Regions from separate parts of the Mus musculus genome. Here region 1 is linked to region 2. Evidence: chromatin contacts called from ENCODE POLR2A ChIA-PET data. All regions are on one chromosome and are shown on one strand. Each heading gives the region's core, a stretch centred on a gene start or an enhancer-like site at or near the end of the contact. The rest is flanking DNA. Distances are from core to core; before and after follow the strand shown.

Region 1 (5,440 bases), core at 1,223-3,722, 480 kb before region 2:
CTTTTAAAAGAGATAAAATAACTACAGATCACGTTAAAACAGATCAAGTTCATTCCTGGTAAAGTGAATGCCATTAATAAGAGAGTTTACGACCTTCCCTGTGTAAAATGTTATTTGCTGAGTGCTATATGCTGCTACACAAGCCACAGACAAATGCCCTGTGACTCAAACCTCTCACCACACTGAAGAGAGCCAACTAGCTTTGCACTTACCCATCTGAGAGAGTTGGAAAAGTGGAAATTTCATTGGACCAAGGTAACCTCCCCAAATTAAACATCCACCAATTTGTTTGCCTTCATTCCTATCATATGAATTAATGCATAAAAGTCACCTGAAACATCAGAACATTCTTTATAATGGAGACCAGCTTAAAACCCAGCTACTATCTGTTTCTGTTTCCTCCTGCAGTTTACACAGTAAACTATTCCTTCTATTCTGGTTTCAAGAAAGAGAAACACAAATCTTTGTCTTGTTACTGATCTGGCCAGCCCACTACATGGTTCAAATGGGTGTTTTCAGAACTGTGTGGTGTTAGAAACCTTTAATCCAAGAAATGAGGAGGTTGACTCAGAAAGGCAGCAAGGCCTTAGAAGACAACCTGAGTCAACACAAGAGAGCTTGTTGTAAAGGATGTTTACAAAAAGCCTGAAGGTGAAGCTGTTCTGGAATTAATGGGCCTTCCCAATGAGAAATCACACCACACACATCGAGATTAGTGAATAAAAAATCTCTTTATAATGCCAAGTCTCAAGCTCCAGTGAACAGATTTTGCAAACTTCTATAACTACACACTGCAGACTTATACATCCCACATATGCTGTCAACCTCTAGTCGTTCAAATAAGAATGGTGCCCACTAGCCAGGCGTGGTGGCCCATGTCTTTAATCCCAGCACTCGGGAGGCAGAGGCAGTCGAATTTCTGAATTCGAGGCCAGCCTAGTCTACAGAGTTCCAGGACAGCCAGGCTACACAGAGAAACCCTGTCTCAAAAAAACAAAAAAACAAAAAACAAAAGAAAGAAAAGAATGGTGCCCACAGGCTCATGGGTTTCAATGCTTGGTCATTAGAACGAGGTGTTACTTGACAAGGCGAGGACTTTTTTTGCTTTGGAGTTTGCGTGGCCTTCTTGGAAGAAGTGTGTGTCACTGGGGCTGGGCTTTGGAGTTTCAAATGCTTGGGCTAGGCTCACAGTCTCTCCTCCTTCCTGCTGATCTGGATTTAGAACTCTCAGCTACTTCTCCAGCACCATGTCTGACAATGTCCCACCATACTCCCCACCATGACCAAACCTCTAAAACTATAAGCAAGCCCTAATTAAATGGTTTCCGTCAATAAGAGATGCTGTGGTCATGGCATCCCTTCACAGAAACAGAACTTTGACTAAGGCACTGCTCCGATCTAATGGCTTCCTAGGACTGCTTTCTTATGCATCCCAAGACCACCTGCCCACGGCAGCACCAAACACAGTGGGATGGGAACTATTGCATCAATCATTAATCAGAAGAATACCTATCCATTGCTTGTTCCAAGCTCACCAAATTTGACCAGTATACCTACTGAGTCTTCTCCTAACACCCAAAGACAGATTCTAAAGCAAACCTAAATTCTCTTAACCCTCAGATTTCATCTTGTGCATAGGCATACACACATGTAAATTTCTGAAAATCTGTCAAGTTTAAGACTGGCGAGATGGCTCAGCACTTAAAACCACTTATAAAAAAGCCGATGACAAAAGGTCATCATGAATGAAAACATGAGCACACAAGACTGAATAAACAGCACAGTGACACCGTCTGACTTCTAAATTACCCTACACCTGCAATAAAGACTGTGCTGTTTGAGACAAACAGAACATGAGAGAACAAGCACACTTAGGGCAAAAACACAATTAATATTCGGTCGATTTTGACAACTTATGCAGGGAAACACAGTGAGTCTGGCCTTACTAACACACGTGATTGGTCCACCGTGGCATCTACATGCGAATGTGTTAATGACACAGACTTTACACTGCGCAGAGTTAACTGAGATGGATGCTACACCCGAATGTCAAGTGCCAGGTTCAGAACTTCTGGAAGACTAGGGAAACTAGAGGTCTGCCAGCCAGCCACTGCCTCCCTTGACAATGACAGCGCGCATGCGCGAGCTCTGCAGCCAGCCCAGAATGGTTTATAAGCCCAGCTCCCGCTTCCCATGCGGTGCGCAGGCGCAGCCAGGAGACCTAAGTCAATGAGAGGTCCCGCTTCCACCTGCGGGACCACAACTCGGGAACAAACGGAATGACACCGACGCCGCGTCTCGCCGCCAGTTCCCGCACCCCGAGTCAACCCCACACGGGCTCCCGCGGATCTGCTCCTCCCCGCGTGGGGACGGCGGCCCCGCTCACCATGGCGCGGATTCGGACCTCGCCCCACTCTCCTCACAGCTGCGGGAAGCAGGGTCACTGCGCCCAACATGGATGGAGGAGTCTTCCTCTGCCACACACCGGAAGTGCCCGCCTCCATTCCGATTGGTGTTCCGCCTCGAGGCCCTGATTAGCTGGTGAGGCCTGAGTGACAGGAGCAGATCCCTTAGCGACTGAGGCTGTGAAGGGACGCAGCACAGTCATTCTCAGCCCTATCCTCCACCCCAGGCACAGAACAGATTGGCCTTACACCTGGACTGCAAAGTCGTCCCTGCACCTAGTGGGAACTTCTCCTTCATATAGGTCTCTAGCATATGCAGATCATTAAACAAGGTGTAGTGGATTGATCCCCCTGCCTCACAACTGAAAGAAAGCCCATTTCCATTCAGGTCAGATTTAAACTACCGGATGGATATTTACCAGGTATCAGCAATTTCAACAAGGCACACCATGGATTGCAAACACCTCTCTCAACTGCACGTCGTTGAACAAACATAACAGTGCCCCAGCCTTCTGCGGTGGCACTGCCTTATCATGCAACCTTGTGATGTAGAGGCAGGGCATCAGTAGTTTAAAACAGCCTGGTCTATGGCACAATACACCACCAATTCTGGTCCAGGGAGGTATCAGTATAAGATGATGATGGCTCATGCCAAACAAGTTTATTAAGAAGTGCATGTATGATACACTGTTTGCAGAGGGAGAATCAGTCAGCAGAAACCAATTCAGCAATGCTGACAAGAAAAATACAGGATGCCTCAGATTGAGCACAGGTGGCCTTGGAGCTTATAACCACGGCCCCTCAGGCCAAAGAGCCAGGTTCCCTTGACTCCTTCAAGACCTCCTGAAGCACCAAAACAGACCTTGCCAAGTTGACCTTTGGCAAGAACATAAAACTAGCACCTCTAAGAAAGTCTTGGATGGCAGGAGACGGGTGTTAAATCATTCTTAAAGTTGTTTTCTATGTGGGCATATTAGAAGTAAGTTCAGGGTGGCCAAGGAAGAGACCAGCATTGCCATTTTAGTGTCTGGAAAAAGAAAACGTTACTCTTCATCTAGAAGCTATGTTCCTGCCCTAAGCAGAGGCTTTGTTGGTTTTTATTCTAAAGAGGTGGTGGCTGTATCATTTCCCCTTTGGCTTGAGTCTCACCTCAGTCTTATTCATTTGGATAGTCTAGAAAGAATTGCTGCAACGGATATGGAGAAGTAAGAGAAAAGACGTGCTGCTCCAGAGACAAGTGGATCTTTGAGGAAACTAAGGTTTTACCGGGATAGGGAAATTAAAAATATTTGAATTTCTTAATCCAAAAACAAGATTAATAGTACTTGATGGAAAATACTCATATTTGATTTGTTAAACATATATCCTTTTGTCTCTTCTATAAATGCTGTTCCTTTTAAACTCATTTAAGATGTCATCACTATGTTCTGTGTTGAATCAAGAAAGTACAATGAGGAGGGGTACCTGTTTAGTGTTAGTTGATTCAATAATCCTTAGCCAGACTTCAAGTACAAAACAAATAATTATTGCATTTATTTCATTATTATGGTTTAGGGTGAGACCTTTGCATCATAGGTATGGGTCCTTGGCCAATTCTCATTGGAATGTTAGGCCAGAGATTCTGTTCTCTTGGTCATGGGGATTTCCATTTAAATATGTTATCACTTTTAACTTCCCTCCTTCCCACAGCTCCTAGAATCACTTAGCTGAAAGATCAGAGTTCTCAAAACACTTTTGAGATCGTTGGACTCTAGAAAGGATAAAACGTTCCAGGCAGTCAGCTTTCTCTCTCATTTCTTTAATTTTGGAAGCTGCTTGCTTACACTTTGTACATACTCAGGTAATTATTCCTTCTTGGATGTCTATTGGGGTTGAAGACTAGACAAAGTCTCCCATATACGTTTAAAGTGTTTAGGATTTAGGAAAATGTATTAAGCTCTATACAATTATGGTAAAGAATGATTTAAACACAGAATTTAAACTCACCAAAATAGAATAGATTATAGAATACTTTATCCAAAGATTCCAAACAGAAAGAGCCTTTTATTAGCTAGAAGGGGAAAATGAAGACATAATGTTTTGTGCCCTGTGGGAAGATTATCTCTGTATTATTCAAATGCTGATATCTCTGGCCCCATATCTGGTTTCAAGCCTTATTCAAAGTATCTCCAGCCTCATTGTTGCATAAGTACTGCTCACTATTTATTCCCTGACTTCTGAATAAAATCTTACCAGTCAATTACTGAACAGGGGAGAGAATCTCTGCAGCATTAGACTCCTTTCCCACTGAGGGAAGACAAGGCAGCCCAGATAGGAGAATGAATTCTACAAATAGGCAACAGCTTCAGGGACAGAACCTGCTCCAGTTGTTAGGGTGCCACAGGAAGACTGACCTGATGTGTGGGTTTATTTCTGGTCTCTGGTTCAATTCCATTGACCAACCTGTCTGTTTCTATACCAATATCATAAAGTTTTTAACACTATAGCTCTGTAGTATGCTTATAACCAGGGATGGTGACTCCTCCAGAAGTCATTTTATTGTTTAAGATTGTTTTAGCTATCCAGGTTTTTTTTTTTCCATATGAAGTTGAGAATTTCTCTCTCAAGGTCTGTAAAGAATTGTGTTGGAATTTTGATGCATTGAATGTTAGATTGCTTTTGGTAAGATGGCCATTTTCACTATGTTAAAGCTACCAATCCATGAGCATGGGTAATCTTTCCATGTTCTGACATCTACCTTAATCTCCTTCAGGAACTTGAAGTTTTGTCATACAGGTCTTTTGTTTGCTTTGTTAGCGTTACACCAACATATTTTATGTCATTTGTGGCTATTGTGAAGGATGTTGTCTTCATTTTTTTTTCTCAGTCCATTTATCATTTGTAAAAAGGAGGGCTACTGATTTCAGTACGTTAATTTTGTTTCCAGCTACATTGCTGAAGGTGTTTATCAGTTGTAGGAGTTATCTGGTAGAATTTGGGAGGTCACTTATGTATACTATTATATTATCTGTGAATATTGAGCAATTCTGTCTCTT
Region 2 (5,107 bases), core at 1,688-4,187:
GGAGGAAGGGAACAGGAGGGAAGGGAAGGAGAGAAGGGGGCTTGGAATGGAAAGGGAGGGAAGCCCATCTAGAGGGAGACACGCCCACAGAGTCAAAACCCCATGTCCAGTGGCTGCTAGTGACTGCCTCGGGAAGTGTCTGAGGTCCCCTGCCCAGCCTGTACCCTGCCAGCCACCCCCACCTCTACCCCGATTGCTCTGTCTATGGCTCCCATCACCCCTGCCCCATATACAGAGCCAGTACCTGTATCTGCTGCTGCAGGGCTGTCACCTGGCCGCGCAGAGCCTCCTCCTCCTTGGAGCTGGCTGGGGTGGACTGCTGCACCTTCAGAGCCTCCTTCAGTGTAAAGACTTCTTTGGACAGGTCTGTGATCTGGCAAAAGGGAGGGGACCCTGTGAGTGAACATGCCGAGCCAGGCAGGGACCAGGAACCTCTGGCACCTTTCCTGGGCAGCCTGGCACAGGGTCACTGATTCGAGCCAGGAGCTGAGCTGACTCAGCCTCTGACCACACTGGTGCTTGCCAGAACACAGTCCAGGAATCCCCTCATTTGAGGAGAATTCCGAATGCTGTGAGAACATTCCAAAAAACTCTGTATTTATACAGCCCAGGGCTTAAAATGTTCCTCATATTTTTAAATATCTGGAGAAAAAGAAATCCAAAGAAAGATCTATTTTGTGACCACTGAAGGGATTCCAAATCACATATGACACTTATTAATAAAGTTTTATTGTTACACAGCCATGTCTGTTCACAGCAAACAGGGACCAGACATTATGGAGCCTCCAGGTCAATAAATACAGTTTTTTGTTTTGGTTTGGTTCTTCATAGAAAACACCCTGCATCCCCTTATCTTAAGGCCTGTGTTGGCACACCTTGGAAAAAAAAACAGGGCCTGGGGCTGCCTGGCCAGACCCAGCAACCCATAAAGCCAACTTAGGATTTTTATCTCATTTTATGGGATGCCCAACATTGACCTGTGACTTCCACGCATGCACATGCACACAAGGGGCATACACAAAAAGATACAATTGGGGGCCAATGATACAGCTCAGGGGTAAAGACACGTGCTGCCAAGCCTGTCTCTCTACCTGAGTTTAATCCCTGGGACCCACATGCTTGCACAATATGGATTCAGGCAAGTTGTCCTCTGACCACACATGCATGCTCCAAGTCCAACATAAATAAATATGTGTCATTTTAAACATTTTTAAATATGTAAATGGGTTCAAATCCCAGCTTATGACCCATTTCGTGGCCATGTAACCTTGTCGGAGTGGTATCACCTCTCTGTGCATATTACTTCAAATGGGGATAATTAGAGAACACGTTACAGGCTGGATATCTGTTACCATGGTTACCATTGCATATCAACACCAAAAGTGAATCTGCTGAGACTTTCTTCCTTCTCTGGGACTCAGTTTCACATGTGAGAAATGGGCTAAATTCTCAAGCCCTTGCTGGCTGGGAGGTTCTTCAGTTTTGTGTAATCTCGGGTTAGTGGACACCAACAGTGAGCAAGGAGGGAACCCACCTTCTTGTCCTTCTCCTTGGCTTTGTCCAGGGCCTCCTGGGCACGGCTCTGGGCCTGGCGCGCCCTCTCGGCCTCTGTACGAAGCCCCCGGAGCTGCTGCTCGGCCGTGGCCAGCTGGGCCTCGGCTGCGTGCCTCTCGCTCTTCATAAACAATGCCTCACGCTGCACCTGTGGCCCAAGCCCATGCGTGACTCTCGGGACATTTAGACCCCAAAGTGGCTTGGATCCTTCGGCTCTTCCCACCCTTCCATGCTGAACTGATACCATTCCACCTCAAGGAAGGTTCTGATTCCCACCCGACCCTGGTAACATCCCGGTCCTGCCAAGAGCCACTGGCTACTGGCTGTTTGTCCCTGGACAGCTGGTTAGGCCTCTTTGTGCCCTGGTGGCCTCATTTGTGGTGCAAGCCTGTGACCCAGATACTCGGGAAGCTGAGGCAGGAGGATCAGGAGTTCCAAAGCTACACTGTGACTTCAAGGCCAAAGCAAGAACGAAAACTGTCTCACACACACACACAATCCCTTCTAAGGAAGTTTGTTCGCTTTTTTTGTTTTGTTTTGTTGAGACAGGGCCTCACTGTGAAGCTATGGGCACACAATATAGTTGGCAAAAACAAAATTTTCAACTCAGATGGGACTCAGTGGGTAGAGAGCTGGCCCAACATGCACCTCTGTGTAAACAGGTCCTACTGATGCTACACCTATCATCCCTCTAATTGGGAGGTAGACGCTAAAGGATCAGGCTTTCAAAATCAGCCTCAACCACACAAGTCTCTGCTATAAAAACAAAACAAAACACACACACACACACACACACACACACACACACACACACACACAGACCAGGGGGCTCGGGAATGGCTCAGGGTAAAGGTGCTTGCAGCTAAGCCTAATAGCCTTGGTTGGTGCTCAGGATCCACATGAGAAAGAGAGGACTGTGTCCCACAGGCTGCCATCTGACTTTCCCACCATGCCATGTGTGTGCACCACATAGAAAATAATAAATTAAAACTAAATAGAAATACTATGGGCTGGAGAAATAGCAAAGGGGGTTAGATCACTGCTCTTGCAGAAGACCAGGGTTCAGTTCCCAACACCCACGCGGTGGCTCATGTCTGTAACTCCAACATCCAGTAAATCGGACGCCCTCTTCTGGCCTCCGGAGTACTGCGTATATGTGATAGACATTCACGCAGACGCCCAGGCCCACGCGGAAATCCTCTGAAAGGACAGCCTGGCGCAGGCGCTCACCTGGAAGACCTCTGCGCTAGTCTTCTCGTGCCTGCGCGCCAGGTCCGCCAGCTGCGCCTGCAGCCGGGTCACGTGGTCGCGCAGGGCGCTCAGCGCGTGCTCGTGCTCGTCCGCAGGAACCGAGGCCCCGCGCATGCGCTCCAGCTCCTCGCGAGCGGCGTCCACGGTAGAGCTGAGTTCGGCGACCCGAGCCTCGGAGGCAGCTAGCGCTTGGCGCAACTCGGCGGCCTCTGTGCGTGCGCGCTCGCCGGTAGCCGTGGCCGTGGCCAGCAATTCCCGAAGCGCCTCTAGCTCGCGGCTCCGCCCCCGCGCCGCCTCCTCAGCCTCTGCAAAACGGCCCCGAGCAGCCTCTAACTCGGCCGCAGCCTCCCGCTCCCTTCTGCGTAGCGCCTCCTCCAGACCGCGGATCCGGGTCTCCAGCTCGGCCTGCAGCGCCGCCGCCGCCGCCCCCGGGTGCAGGATCGCAGCGCAAGGGTCCTCCGTGCCGCTGGTCTCGGCTTCCGTAGTCTCTGTCACAGTGGCCTGTGCCCCCGTGGGCTCCATAGCTGTGTCCTGCGCTCCGGTGCAGTCTGCCTCCGTGGCCTGCCAGCAATCGGCCTGCGCTCCTGTGGCCACCTGGGTGGTGTCCTTGACTCCTATAGCTTCTATCGCTGTGGTCTGCACTCCTGTGACCTTCACTCCTATGACCTCCGCCACTGTGGCCTGCACTCCAGTGGTCTTCACTGCCTTAGCCTCTAATCCTGTGGCCTGAATTCCTGTATCCCGCACTCCGATGGCCTCCATGTTTCTAATCACTGTACCTGTGAGCCCTGCCTGTGCCAACACATCCACCTCATCAGCTTTCATTCCTGGATTCTCTTTTCCTCCTGTATCTTCGGCAGCCACTGGCTCACTTTCGGCATTGTCACCTAGAGCTTTCACATTTAGGGCCTCAGCCATAGTAGCACTAGTGTCCATTTCCTTGGCTGCCAGTCTGTCTTTCCCCGTGGCCTCTGAACCTGCAGCCTCGGGTTCTATGGGTGCTGCTTCTGAAACCCCTGCTTCAGTATTCCAGACACCCTTGGAGCCTCCTGCTTGGAGTTCCATTCCATTTGCTTTGGTTTCTGCATATGTGGTGCCGTTGAGGTCTGGGACGCTGGGTCCATTCTGGATAGTGATTCCCTTATCCTTGATTTCCTGGTATGCTGTCTCTTCTCCTTCTTGAGCCCTGGGTGGCTCCCCCTCCTGCTGCTGCTGCTGCGAATGCATGGCCTCTGTGTATTGCCTCCGAAGCTGCTCAAGCTCTGCCCGTAAGGATTCATACAAGACCAGGGGGACGACCTCGGCCTGACTTTCTTCTGCCATCTGCGCCTCATCCTTTTCAAACTCCTCAAGGATCTGGGGGTGGGGAGGCAGGCAGGCTAAGAGGTGGGCTCACCATGTTCCCTGCCCACCCCGAGGTCTGCAGAGATGTCCACTGCCTCAGTTTCCCCACCTGGACCTTTTCCAGCAGCTCCTGGTTCTGCCTGGTGAGCTGAGCCACCTGCTCCTGTAGGGAAGCAACTATTTCCTCTGCTGATGGACTCTGGTTCTTTGGCATCAGTGCATCAGCTCCTGACAAGGTTGAGAACAGCACAGAGTCAGGCTGGGGACACATGCCATGAGGGACAGTCAGGAACTGCTCAGTGGGGAGGTGCATTGCCTCAGGCAGGTGGGGATCATAGTGTCTGTGCCCTTCTGGCATCATGTGCCTCCTCCATGGAAGGCCATGGTCGTGGTTTTGTGTCCACATGGCCATCCACCCCTCAGAATCCCGGGTAGGCAGCAGGGAGGGTGTGTGTGTGTGTGTGGAGGGGCAGATCTCACCTGGGAAGTCAGGCATCTCACCCTCCTCATCCTGCAGGGTAGCTACATCATAGCTTGTGTTTTCTCTCTCATTCTAGGAGTCCAGCACAAAGTAGACCTTCAGACCCTGCTCCTTACTGACAAGAGACTTTAGGTCCTCCCAAACTGACAATGTCCATATATCCACACAACAGCGGGATTGGGGGTCAGCTCCAAACTGGCTGTGTCTGTGTCTGCTGAGCACCCAAATGGCCCTTCCACCTTCTAGTGAGATGCAGGTATGGACCAGGGCCTTCACACATGCTAGGCAAGCACTCATCACTGAGGGATGTTCTGGCCAGAGTCTGGCTCTGGGCTTGAATCCCAGCACATCCCCAAATACATGCTCATCTCTGTGTATGTCTGTGCCATGGTGTGCTTGGAGGGACATTTTATCACACTTATTCTGTGTGTGCCTGCAGGATGTGCACACACGCCACAGTACAAGTCAGCAGTCAGA

The links. ChIA-PET counts read pairs that join two places held with the same protein, here RNA polymerase II (POLR2A).
Region 1: POLR2A ChIA-PET joins it to region 2 with 20 read pairs in Patski. The contact joins the promoter of AU041133 here to the enhancer-like site in region 2. POLR2A ChIA-PET finds 5 or more read pairs at or near these places in 2 of 5 experiments (Patski and embryonic stem cell).

The regions. Positions count from the first base shown.
Region 1 is chr10:82,125,045-82,130,484 of GRCm38, reverse strand. It overlaps AU041133 (expressed sequence AU041133), which reads right to left and starts at 2,472. Exons shown (of 4, transcript NM_001163064.1): 1 at 2,387-2,472. The coding sequence starts at 2,389.
Region 2 is chr10:81,641,571-81,646,677 of GRCm38, reverse strand. Ankrd24 (ankyrin repeat domain 24) reads right to left here. Exons shown (of 20, transcript NM_001374016.1): 15 at 4,630-4,702; 16 at 4,259-4,377; 17 at 2,785-4,161; 18 at 245-373. Among named protein-coding and RNA genes, the nearest start is that of Gm10778, 4.9 kb to the left of the region's middle. Within about 2 kb of position 2,937, at least 3 of the 3 ENCODE cell types and tissues checked have a DNase peak (open chromatin) inside an H3K27ac peak, as active enhancers do.